Regions from separate parts of the Mus musculus genome. Here region 1 is linked to region 2. The links are chromatin contacts, found by POLR2A ChIA-PET in ENCODE. All regions are on one chromosome and are shown on one strand. Each heading gives the region's core, a stretch centred on a gene start or an enhancer-like site at or near the end of the contact. The rest is flanking DNA. Distances are from core to core; before and after follow the strand shown.

Region 1 (2,916 bases), core at 7-2,506, 150 kb before region 2:
ATTTCAATTTCCACCTTGGCGTAATATTCAGAATTTGGAAAAACTATCCTCGGTCCTACCTTGTTCTGAGATGCTGAACTTCCCTTCCAAGACCCACTTTCCTAAGATGACCAAATATGTATTTGAAGCAGCAGCATCAGTGAGCACAAGTCAAATTTCTTAATGTAAAAACTAAAGTACACCTTTCAAGTCAAACTAGTCCATCTTCAAAATTCTCAGAGCTGAAACATCATTATAAACTTAAGTAGTGGGGCTGGAGGGTTAGAATAAGCTTAGATTCATACTTAAAGATATATCTAATGATTAAATACCTTGAAGTGCAAAAAATTAAAGTGATTTTAATTTGGAGTGATAGATCACAGATCTGTAATTAAGACTAATGTACAAAGGCAATAGCATTCGGAGCGGTAAAATACATTGTGAACATCGCACATCCCATCCTCCACACAGGAAGTCTTAAAGGGACTTACACACCCTCAGTCTACGCAGGAAAGTGGCTTCGGAATAGACTTCCAAGTCACCTTCCACAGGTCGTTGGGGAGGATCTGCTCTTGGGATTCCCTTAAGGGACCATCATATCTCGTCAAACTTCCTGCTTCCTGAATACAAAATAACAATCACTGAGTCTCAACAACAGCGGGTTCACGGGCCCACGGACTCAGCATGGCGACAACAGGTCTCAAAGTCGACATGAAAAGTGATTCAACAAGTGGCAGCGCGCCCCAGGCGCAGCGGGCAGGCCTTACCGCCTGGCGTGCAGGAGCGCGCACAACAGAATGCTTGGGGCCTGGCCTAATTGGAGGGGTCCCCGGACTCGCCACGAGTTCGGGGAGCTGGGGCCCAGGGGACTCTAGGGAGCTGGGGCCCAGGGTTCTTTCAGATGCTGGGTCCCCGAGGACCTTAGGATGTCGGGGACACGGGACACGAGGACAGTGCTGGGCCCGGGGCGCGCGGGGACCTTAAGGTGCTGAGACGCCGGCTGGCCCTAGAGGGTGTTCCGCGCGCTGTGCCGATGCACCCGGCTCTCGACGTGCGGCTGCGCGGCGCCGGCCGACGTACGGAGACTCCGGGATCGCAGCGCAAGGACACGGCGTTGCGGTGGCTGGAGCTCTTAGCGATGAGCAGGCGAACGACGGCGCAGAGCACTCTCCGCGAGGCGAGTGAGCACCGAGCTCCGTAGCTGGGGCAGGGCGCCGGCCGCGCAGGCCGCGCTCCGCGCATGGGGACGGTGAGCCTCAGTCACCGCGGAACAAAACCGCAGCCGACGCCCCGCCCCCTCCGGACGCCCTCATTGGTCGCCGCGCCGCTACCACCGCCCCGAGCCGTCAGCCGTCCGCTCGCGCACCCGCCCGCGGAAGCCGCCGCAAGCAATCAACCCTCAGCCGCACCGCTAGGCGGGCGACGTCACTGCCCGGCGTGTTGTGGGTGTGGCCTCGTGACGCCCCGCCCCCGTTTCCTCTCACTTCCCTCCTACGGGTACCGTGCGCCGCTGCTGGCCCCGCCCCCCTGTGCGAGCTGGCCCGCGCCGGGTGTGACGTTAACCTTCGGGTGTCCGCGGGGCATCGAAGGCCGGTAGTGGTACCTATAGGCTCCCGGATTCCAAAGTCCGATGTGACCACCTTCATCTCCCTGCCTTTTTTCTTTTTCTTTCTTTCTTTTATAGCAAAATCTCAGTATGAAGCTCGGACTGTAGACAAGGATGGCTTCGAACTCCTAGAGATCCTTCTGCCTCTGTCTTCCGAGCCCTGGAATTAAAGACAGGCGCCACCAATGCCCAGCTTCTCCTGTCCTTTGCTGGTAATGTGCCTTTGGGCAGGACCCTTCCCTTTGGGAGTCTCATTTCTGGACCTACCGTGTGACTGGAAGGCACTTTTGTGCATTGGGTACCGGTGCTGTGAAGGAAAGCTGCTCTGCAGGTGGGTGTGACTGGGGTGGAGCACTTCTCAGGGTGCTAGAGGCCAGGCGCAGCAAAATGAAACCGCCTGCCGACTTGGCTAGGAATAGGCTGCAATTTCACAAGCCTGTAATCCCTAGACAACCTTGTTCCCAAACAACAAAAAGTAATTTTAAAAAATGTTGCAGGGTTAGGTACAGCTACTTGATGTAGAAAATGGAATAGTTCTCATCTGGAATAAGACCTAAAAAGGAAGACATTAGAAAGCCACTGGGTATTCCTGGGGCACACCAGAAGTCTGGGCCCTGGCCACCACGTTATGGGTCTGGTAAATCCAGTTCTGTACAGGCTCAGAGGCCCAGCCAAGGGAGGCCAAGATCAACTAGAATGAGTGCCCTCACCTGCTGCATCACCTGCGACAGACCTTTCATTTCCTCCTCCAGGTTTCTTGAGGACAGGGGACTTGCGACCTGGATCACAGCAGGCAGGAGCCAGATAAGGACTGAGACATCTGGCAGGCACCTGTGCCTAAGAGGAACTCTGCCCAGAACAGTCCTCAACCACACTCTCCCTGGGCAGATCTGGACCAATGGTGGCCTTCTCAAATCACCACGGTCACCTTGTGTTTCCCAAGCCCTGCAGCTGATTAAGTTACATACGCCACACAGCTCAGCTGTATTTGAGTAATTCCTAAAGGCTTTCAGTGTGTGCCCTTTTAGGGTAATTTTCAGGGAGTTGATGAATTCACATAAAACCAGAAAGTATTTCAAACTCTCCCACAGATCAGATTGCAGAGAATGGCTTGCAAGCCAGCTGTGGGATTTCACCCAATGTCTGATAGTCCCACATAAACCACACTGGTGATGCTGAGGACAGGTGCCAGTATCAGTGTTTATCATGTCCCAAAGGTAACCAGCCAAGGGAAGATATTAAAATCATCCTTGGTTCACAGTTAGGCTGCTACTCCACCAAGGGGCCATTTTCCCTCCATGACAAAGAATAGCAATGTCACCAGCCTGTCT
Region 2 (2,812 bases), core at 294-2,793:
TTAAAACCTCTCCAGGAACCCATCAGCAGAACACCAAAAGAGAAATCTTACAACACACCTGACCTAAGCACTCCTCAAAACTGTCAAGGTCATGGAAAGCAAACATAACCTGAGAAACGGTTACAACTTGAAGAGCCAAAAGGACAAATGTAATGTGGTGCCATGGAAAAATATAACGAGAAAATCAGAATAAAGTATGTCACACAAAAGTGAAGAAGAAGGTAAGTACTCAAGAATAAAGAACACTTTGATACAAAGTTGGCCTCAATTTATCCTCTAAGACTAAAAAGTCAGGATGTCCATCCTGTGCCTGTTGGCTCTGGGCACATCATTACAGGGAGAGCAGGGGCTTGCTACCCAGTAATGCTCTATTGTTCCACATCTAACCAGCTGACAGGAGTCTAACCACTGTCAGGGAAGCAGCATTTTTGTTCCAAGGGAACTGGGTTAACTAAAGAAAACATTCTTGTGCCTGGAATAATAACACACACACACAATATCAACTAATTTGAAAGCCATAAACATGCCAGAGAAATAAGAAAAGGCAGAAGTACATTATGGTATCCTGAACAAGTCAACAGGTAGACAGCGCTTATAGCAGAGACAGCTTGAAAAACCACACCAAACCCAGGGACACTCTGCTCTTTCCACGCATCCTAACTGGTTTTGCTGTTTGTTTTTAAGACTGGATCTTGTGCCCTGCCTGGCCTGAAATTTTAAATGGTCTGGAGTTCAGAGATTCACATGCCTCTGTTTCCAGGGTGCTGGGGGTAAAGGTGTGTGCCCCCATGCCTGGCTCCACACCATACCCGACTCTCCAATACTGTTAAGGTGACAAGAACTGTACTTCTACCAAGAAACCATAAGGTCTTGGGTCCCACTCTCACAGGCTGTTTCAACCTTACAAATAGGACACATATAAGTTTCCTTGGAAAGCACGGTCATCAGCCACCCCACCCCAGGGAGTGGCCCACTAAGCTGGCATCAACCACAACCCAATCTCCTTGTCCCAGAGTTCTGGCTTCCAAGCCTGAACTGGCCAAAGGGCAGGACAGGGCTCGATTCATCTTCGAGGGGAGCGGCAGGGAAGCCACGGCCCTAAGGAACTTTCTCAGCGCCTCGGTCGGCAGCAGTGACCTGCGGCGACCTGGGCAACTAAGGTCACAGGAAGCTGTCCAGCACAAGCGGCTCAGAGCGGCCCGGTGCTTGTCATTGCCGCGCTGCCTCGGGGCACGGAAGGGGGCGTCCCGCGCTGGCTCCCGGTCGCCCACAACAGGTCGTTTGCGCAGCACCAGCTTACCCCGCGGGGAGGCGGCCCGAGGTGGCGCGAGGCGGGCAGGCCCCCGGCCCCGGCAGCTCCTGAGCAAGATGGACGCCATGCGCCCGCCGCGGCGGCGTTCTATAGCTGCCTCAGCTTCCTCGGCGGATCTTGGCCGTCCCGGCGCCTGGGCCCAGCCCGCGCGGACGGTTGACGGCAGAGGTTGGCTCCGGCAGCAAGCGCTCAGCTCAAGGACCCGGCATCCGCAGCGGCCATGTCCCGGCACAAACGTCCGTAGGCGCGGGGCGGAACAGGCCTGGCCGGCACGGCTCCCATTGGCCCTGCGGCACCCGCCCTGGCCAGGTGAGGGGCGAGCCCGCCCAACAGACTACAAGGCCCAGCGTGCATCCGGGAGGCTTGCCTCTCCCGACTACAAGTCCCAGCGTGCGCCGAGTCTTGGGTTTTCTTGATGAGCTCAGATCTATCTGGAGTTCCTCTTGCATCTTAGCAGTGCCTAGCTTCTGATTTGGGGCTGCGGGCACAGAGGCGGCAAAAGAACTGGCATCTATTTTCATAACTACTAAGCCCTATATTATACTAGCCCATAGCAGATGGCTCATGGGACTTTAAGGAAGGGTGGTGGGTAGGGAACATAACTCTGCGAGGCTGTTAATTGGTCCCACCTCCTTGCTTCGCGTCAGGACGAGCAACCTTAGTAGTGGGCTGCACTCCTGGCAGGTCCCCTCTATGGTAGCTCACAGCCACCCCTGCCCACTCCAAAATAGACCTGGCAGCATCCTCTTCTTTAAAGGGTGGTGGCTGGAATGGCAGGCTTCAGGATTGTGGAAACCCAGGACTATACACACTCTGGTGCTCCAGAGCAGCCACCCTCTCCACAGATCTGTATCCCGACCCAGGGACACCAGACCGTTCCTGGAGACTTCCCTCACTGCTTTCCACCTCCTGCCTTTGTGGAATGCCTTTTCCGTTCCTTCTACGTTCCTGTGGGAGTGAACTCAGAATAGTAGGTGAAGATCTTCAGTATGAGGTTAATGCATTTTTTTTTTTTCTGATGAACAGGTGCTCAAGTCCTAATTCCAGCTGGCTCCCAGCGAGGACGCTTCACTAGTATCCCAGCACAGCCCATTGGGAAGAAGTAACCTATCTGGTCATTTTCTGAATCAGAACCTAAAAGCTGGGCCAGTGTAGGCCAGAATCCCTATCTCAGGACTCAGGTGGCAGAGAATCTCCTAAGACGTTTGGAACCTCTCTTGTGCACACGGTAATGTACATTGTGGGCATCAGATACAGAATTAAGTCAAGTGTAGGGATTCCCTGAAAGGGCTGATGACCTAAACCAAAGAACTGAAGTTTCTTAGCCAAGCTGAGAAACTTCCACCAATAAGAACACTTGCCTGACCAAAGAGGAGGAGGAGGAGGAAAGCAAAGCCAAGCCAAAGTAGTAATGACAACTGAGGAATACCGAATGGCTGAGAAGCACCTAAAGAAATGTTCAACATCCTTAATCATCAGGGAAATGCAAATCAAAACAAC

The links. ChIA-PET counts read pairs that join two places held with the same protein, here RNA polymerase II (POLR2A).
Region 1: POLR2A ChIA-PET joins it to region 2 with 13 read pairs in embryonic stem cell. The contact joins the promoter of Fam53a here to the promoter of Letm1 in region 2. POLR2A ChIA-PET finds 5 or more read pairs at or near these places in 2 of 5 experiments (Patski and embryonic stem cell).

The regions. Positions count from the first base shown.
Region 1 is chr5:33,628,379-33,631,294 of GRCm38, forward strand. Fam53a (family with sequence similarity 53, member A) reads right to left here and starts at 1,257. Exons shown (of 6, transcript NM_178390.3): 1 at 959-1,257; 2 at 475-599. It also overlaps Gm9903.
Region 2 is chr5:33,781,174-33,783,985 of GRCm38, forward strand. Letm1 (leucine zipper-EF-hand containing transmembrane protein 1) reads right to left here and starts at 1,544. Exons shown (of 14, transcript NM_019694.2): 1 at 1,301-1,544. The coding sequence starts at 1,379.